Linked DNA regions of Homo sapiens: region 2 is linked to region 1. Evidence: read pairs that join two places in POLR2A ChIA-PET (ENCODE). Cell type or tissue: IMR-90. All regions are shown on one strand. Each heading gives the region's core, and the rest is flanking DNA. Links, peaks and the distances in the headings are about the cores only.

Region 1 (2,819 bases), core at 150-2,649:
AGAGACGAGATCTCCTTGTGTTGCCCAGACTAGGCTTGAACTCCTGGGCTCAAGCGATCCTCCCTCCTTAGCCTCCCAAAGTGCTGGGATTGAGAAAGACTTGTTTTATGATGCTCCTCTGACTATTTTGAAAGACGTTAATTCCTGAAGACCTCAGGATGTGATGCTATCACTCTATAACAGAGTAGGAATCCAAGGGGAGGCCAGGGAGTGCAAAGAAACGGGGTCATAAGGGAGGCAAAGAGGGCAAAGGGAACACCGATTTGCCTATCTAAGGCTGCTGCTATATGGACCAGTGGATGATTTGCTGAGAAAATTAACTGCTTTGCTGCACCCTTTAGACTCCACAGGTATACATGAATCCCTGACAATCAGAGGTGTTAGAGCTGTGTACAAGAATAGTTAAAGAATTCCAAGATACTTCCAACGGGGCATAATTGGGAATGGCACAGGAGCCTGTGGAGCATAAAGGAAGGGAGGGCTTCTTAGGGAACCCATGCCCTCATTCAGGCATGTACGCTATGTGGCATTTGGCTTTGAATCCTGCTGTTGTCCTTCTCGCTTATTTCCTTGGCCTCTCTGGACCTCAACTGCTCCAGGTGGATAGTAAAAACCCCATTGCATTGTGCAAGGGGGAGAGGCTCATGTCAGGAAAGATGAGCACATGGATTCACAGAGCTGCCAGGGAAATCACAATCACAAACCCAGCTGTTGTTGTCAGGGACATCTCTCTGACGAACTCACAGCTCACAGAACTGTGGCTCTGCTCCAGTCCGTGTGGTGTTTCTCTCTGCTGAGGACAGTCAGATCCCAGAGAGGAATTCAGTTGCTGCCCGCTTTCCTGGCCCTTGGCCCCCTCGGTTACTGAAGGGTGGTGGATCCTTAGGGTAATCCAGGGAACAGGTCACATCTCCTTCGAGGAGAGTAGGGAGGGCAGAGCAAATTTCTTAGCAACTTCAAAGCCTGACGTAAAAGCAAACAAATACCAAAAAAGGTTTGGTTTAGACAATAACATGTCATCTACATAAATGCAAATTGGTTTTTTTTCAAATTTTATTATTATTATAGTTTAAGTTTTAGAGTACATGTGCACGACCTGCAGGTTTGTTACATATGTATACATGTGCCATGCTGGTATGCTGCACCCATTAACTCGTCATTTAGCATTAGGTATATCTCCTAATGCTATCCCTCTCCCATCCCCCGGACCCCACCACAGGCCCCGGTGTGTGATGTTCCCCTTCCTGTGTCCATGTGTTCTCATTGTTCAATTCCCACCTATGAGTGAGAACATGTGGTGTTTGGTTTTTTGTCCTTGTAATAGTTTGCTGAGAATGATGGTTTCCAGCTTCATCCATGTCCCTACAAAGGACATGAACTCATCCTTTTTTATGGCTGCATAGTATTCCATGGTGTATATGTGACACATTTTCTTAATCCAGTCTATCATTGATGGACATTTGGGTAGGCTCCAAGCCTTTGCTATTGTGAATAGTGCCGCTATAAACATATGTGTGCATGTGTCTTTATAGGAGCATGATTTATAATCCTTTGGGTATATACCCAGTAATGGGATGGCTGGGTCAAATGGTATTTCTAGTTCTAGATCCCTGAGGAATCGCCACACTGATTTCCACAATGCTTGAACTAGTTTACAGTCCCACCAACAGTGTAAAAGTGTTCCTATTTCTCCACATCCTCCCCAGCACCTGTTGTTTCCTGACTTTTTAATGATCACCATTCTAACTGGTGTGAGATGGTATCTCATTGTGGTTTTGACTTGCATTTCTCTGATGGCCAGTGATGATGAGCATTTTTCATGCGTTTTTTGGCTGCATAAATGTCTTCTTTTGAGAAGTGTCTGTTCATGTCCTTCGCCCACTTTTTGATGGGATTGTTTGTTTTTTTCTTGTAAATTTGTTGGAGTTCATTGTAGATTCTGGATATTAGCCCTTTGTCAGATGAGTAGGTTGCAAATATTTTCTCCCATTCTGTAGGTTGCCTGTTCACTCTGATGGTAGTTTCTTTTGCTGTGCAGAAGCTCTTTAGTTTAATTAGATCCCATTTGTCTATTTTGGCTTTTGTTGCCATTGCTTTTGGTGTTTTAGACATGAAGTCCTTGAAATTGGGCCACTTTTTTATGTGGAAGAGAATTAAGTCCTTAAATTTTAAAAACTAAAGGAAATTCAAGGTTTTAATTTAAATTAAATTTTAAAAACTTAGGAAATTGACATGATTATTATAATGAAACTGTGAAGACTATTTTCAATTATAATTATAAAAATGTGTTGGGAGGCTGAGGCAGGCAGATAACCTGAGGTCAGGAGTTCGAAACCAGCCTGACTAACATGGAGAAACCCCGTCTCTACTAAAAATACAAAACTAGCTGGGCATGGTGGCGCATGCCTGTAATCCCAGCTACTCAGGAGGCTGAGGCAGGAGAATCACTTGAACCCGGGAGACAGAGGTGGCGATGAGCCGAGATCGTGTCATTGCACTCCAGCCTGGGCAATAAGAGCAAAATTCTGTGTATTTAAAAAAAAAAAAAAAGTGAAGACCACTTAATTATAAAGACTTTTTTGTGTATTTCAGACTTCTCTGTGACTTCTCTCATAGGAATGGCAGGATATCCTTTCTTTTTTTTTTTTTTTTTTTGAGACAGAGTCTCTCTCTGTTGCCGAGGCTGGAGTGCAGTGGCGCAATCTTGGCTCACTGCAACTACACCTCCCAGGTTCATGTGATTCTCCTGCCTCAGCCTCCCAAGTAGCTGGGACTACAGGCATGCGCCACCATGCTCAGCTAATTTTTGTATTTTTAGT
Region 2 (2,819 bases), core at 75-2,574, 87 kb after region 1:
TGGTGACATGGAAAACTATTGACAGGTTTGAAGACAGGAGAGACATGATCTGATATACATTTATTTAAACAATCGTTTTGGCTATGGAATGTGGTAGATAGATTAGAAAGGTGCAAGAAAGGAAGCAGCACGGTGGTGGTACTCTGGAGAGACTGCAGAGAGTCTAGTCCCCCCATAACATTTATTATACCCCCTCCCCACATACACATACTCATTCCATCCTAAAGTTCACCAGCTTCACTGACATACACTCTGTTCAGTAGCACACGGCCTGCTCTCAGAAGAGCCCACACTTGGTGGAATGCTCTGCTGAAGCTGTTTTGAAATTCTCCAACATTTCTGAACAGGCAGTCCTACATTTTCATTTTGCACTGGACTCCACATATTATGTAGCCAGTCCTGCTCATCAAACATGTGATCTAAGTAAAAGTAGCTTGTAAACTCTTACAGTACCTATATATACTGTAGCTGCTAATGTCAGGGGTACTTCAAATGAATGTTAAGATTCAACCATTCATCTCATCACACATGGACCGCAACTGCAGGACACTTCCTTTTTTTTTTTTTTTTTTTTTGAGATGGACTCTTGCTCTGTTGCCCAGGCTGGAGTGCAGTGGTGCCATCTCGACCCACTGCAAGCTCTGCCTCCTGGGTTCACGCCATTCTTTTGCCTCAGCCTCCTGAGTAGCTGGGACTACAGGTGCCCGCCACCACTCCTGGCTAATTTTTTGTATTTTTAGTAGAGACAGGGTTTCACCGTGTTAGCCAGGATGATCTCGATCTGCTGACCTCATGATCCGCCCAACTTGGCCTCCCAAAGTGCTGCGATTACAGGCGTGAGCCACCACACCTGGCCAGGACACTTTCTACGTCATCTATGAAGCCTTTTCTTTGCACCCCAAACACACACTCAAGGTAGAAATGGTGTGTTTGCTATACAAATTTAATTTTGAGACAGGTTCAATAACCTGCTTACTGTCCTTAACTTTTACCTATATAGAAAGTTTGAAACCATCGGTGAAGCTGGGAAAACAGTTAAGAACCTATTGCAATAATAAAGGTAGAAGGTGATAACGGCTCAAACTAGTGGGGTGGCAGTGAGGGTGGAGAGAAGCGGACATATTTGGGAAGTAGGAACAATAGGACTGAGTGATGAATGTGGGGCTGAGAGGCAGCTGTCAAGGGTAAGATTCATTAAATTTCTTGCTTAGGGAACTAAATGGTTGAAAATATAGCAATGGATCAGGGAATTTTCCACCACAGCTGCATAGTCTCCTTTGTTATGCTTTGGTAGAGACGATCTGAAGAGGCCTCAGCCCTGCCTGGTGATGTTTGCTCAAGTCTGACTCTCATACTGCCTCCTTGAACTACTGTGGCTAACCACAGCAAGCACTTGAAATGACTGTACAGATCAAACCACTTACTCCGCAATAGCCCACTAGGGGCAATGGGCTGATAAGCCTTGCTCACTGATAATTAGCTCTATTTTGTCTTTTTTAAAATTTTTTATTTTAATTTTTTGAACGGGAGTTTCACTCTTGTTGCCCAGGCTGGAGTGCAATGGCGCGATCTTGGCTCACTGCAACCTCTGCCTCCTGGGTTCAAGCAATTCTCTTGCCTCAGCCTCCCAAGTAGCTGGGATTACAGGCACCTGCCACCATGCCCAGCTAATTTTTGTGTTTTTAGTAGAGACAGGGTTTCACCATGTTGGTCAGGCTGGTCTTGAACTCCTGACCTTAGGTGATCCACCTGCCTCGGCCTCCCAAAGTGCTGGGATTACAGGTGTGAGCCACCGCATTCCATCTATTTCGTCTTCTAAAGCAAAAAAGAAAGGTATCTGCCACATACACATCATGATAGTGTTACATACCCTTCTTCCCTTCCTGCTCCCATCAGCCTTCAGGAAAACAAATCTGGGCTTGCTTTACTCTCTCTCTCTTTGGTGAAAGGTGATGGTGGTTATTGTAGGGGATGGTCTGGCTTTCAGCCAACCTCAGTAATCAGGCTGCCTTGTCAGGGCTTATCAGTTTCAACAGGCTGGCAGCTGTTGGCTGAGAAGCAAAGCACAGCTTTAGTGTATACAAAATATGTTCACATGTATATACAAACACACAGTGCCTTTCTACATGTACCTAGGATATGTTAAAATCTCTGTGTGACAAAATGGGCATTTGCAAATGGACTGGAAGTCTACTTATGACAGTAACAGATGAAATATGCCTAAAAGCAGAATAGCATTTGATTCTAGGCTTAAAAACAATAAACTTTGATTTTAAAAAATTAAAATAATTTAAATGAGTACTTGCAAATGAAATAAAAGCCAAGACATTTAAAAGGTAAAACAAGACCCCTTACCACTACAAAATTAACTCAAAATGGGTCAAAGTACTAAAGAGCTAAAACTATGAAGGAAACCAGTAAATCTTCATCTCACCTTTAATATGGCAATAATTTTTTAGATATAACACTAAAAGCATAGAAACAAACTAAAAAAGTGGACTTTATCAAAATTAAAAACTTTTTTGAGCCAAAGGACATTATCAAGAAAATGAAGTCTGGGTGTGGAAGCTCATGCCTCTAATCCTAGTACCTTGGGAGGGCTAGGTGGGAGGATTGCCTGAGGACAGGAGGTTAAGACCAGCCTGGGCAACATCATGATACAACATCTCTACATAAAAATAAAATGAAAAATAAAATAAAAATAGGAAATATTTGGGGGGGGGAATAGGGCATAACAATTTTAAAAAGAAAATGAAAAGACAACGTACAGAATGGGAAAATATCTGCAAATCATATATCTGACAAGGACTAGTATCCAG

Evidence for each region. ChIA-PET counts read pairs that join two places held together with the same protein. Peaks named below come from ENCODE experiments on the same cell type or tissue, not always from the same donor. Only the 100,000 strongest peaks of a DNase experiment are listed, where the experiment ranks them.
Region 2: POLR2A ChIA-PET joins it to region 1 with 10 read pairs; 7 of 35 experiments call an interaction of 5 or more read pairs at or near these places.

Annotation. Positions count from the first base shown.
Region 1 is chr11:10,383,784-10,386,602 of GRCh38, reverse strand. All of the region lies in intron 2 of CAND1.11 (a long non-coding RNA gene), which reads right to left. Among named protein-coding and RNA genes, the nearest start is that of AMPD3, 70 kb to the left of the region's middle. In IMR-90, for the core only: no CTCF peak of the experiment used is centred there; no DNase peak of the experiment used is centred there; H3K27ac peaks cover 496 bases.
Region 2 is chr11:10,297,094-10,299,912 of GRCh38, reverse strand. It overlaps a transcript of SBF2 not described here. Among named protein-coding and RNA genes, the nearest start is that of SBF2, 4.3 kb to the right of the region's middle. RefSeq lists enhancers at 1,039-1,118, 1,199-1,248. In IMR-90, for the core only: a CTCF peak has its summit at 1,431; a DNase peak (open chromatin) is centred at 1,362.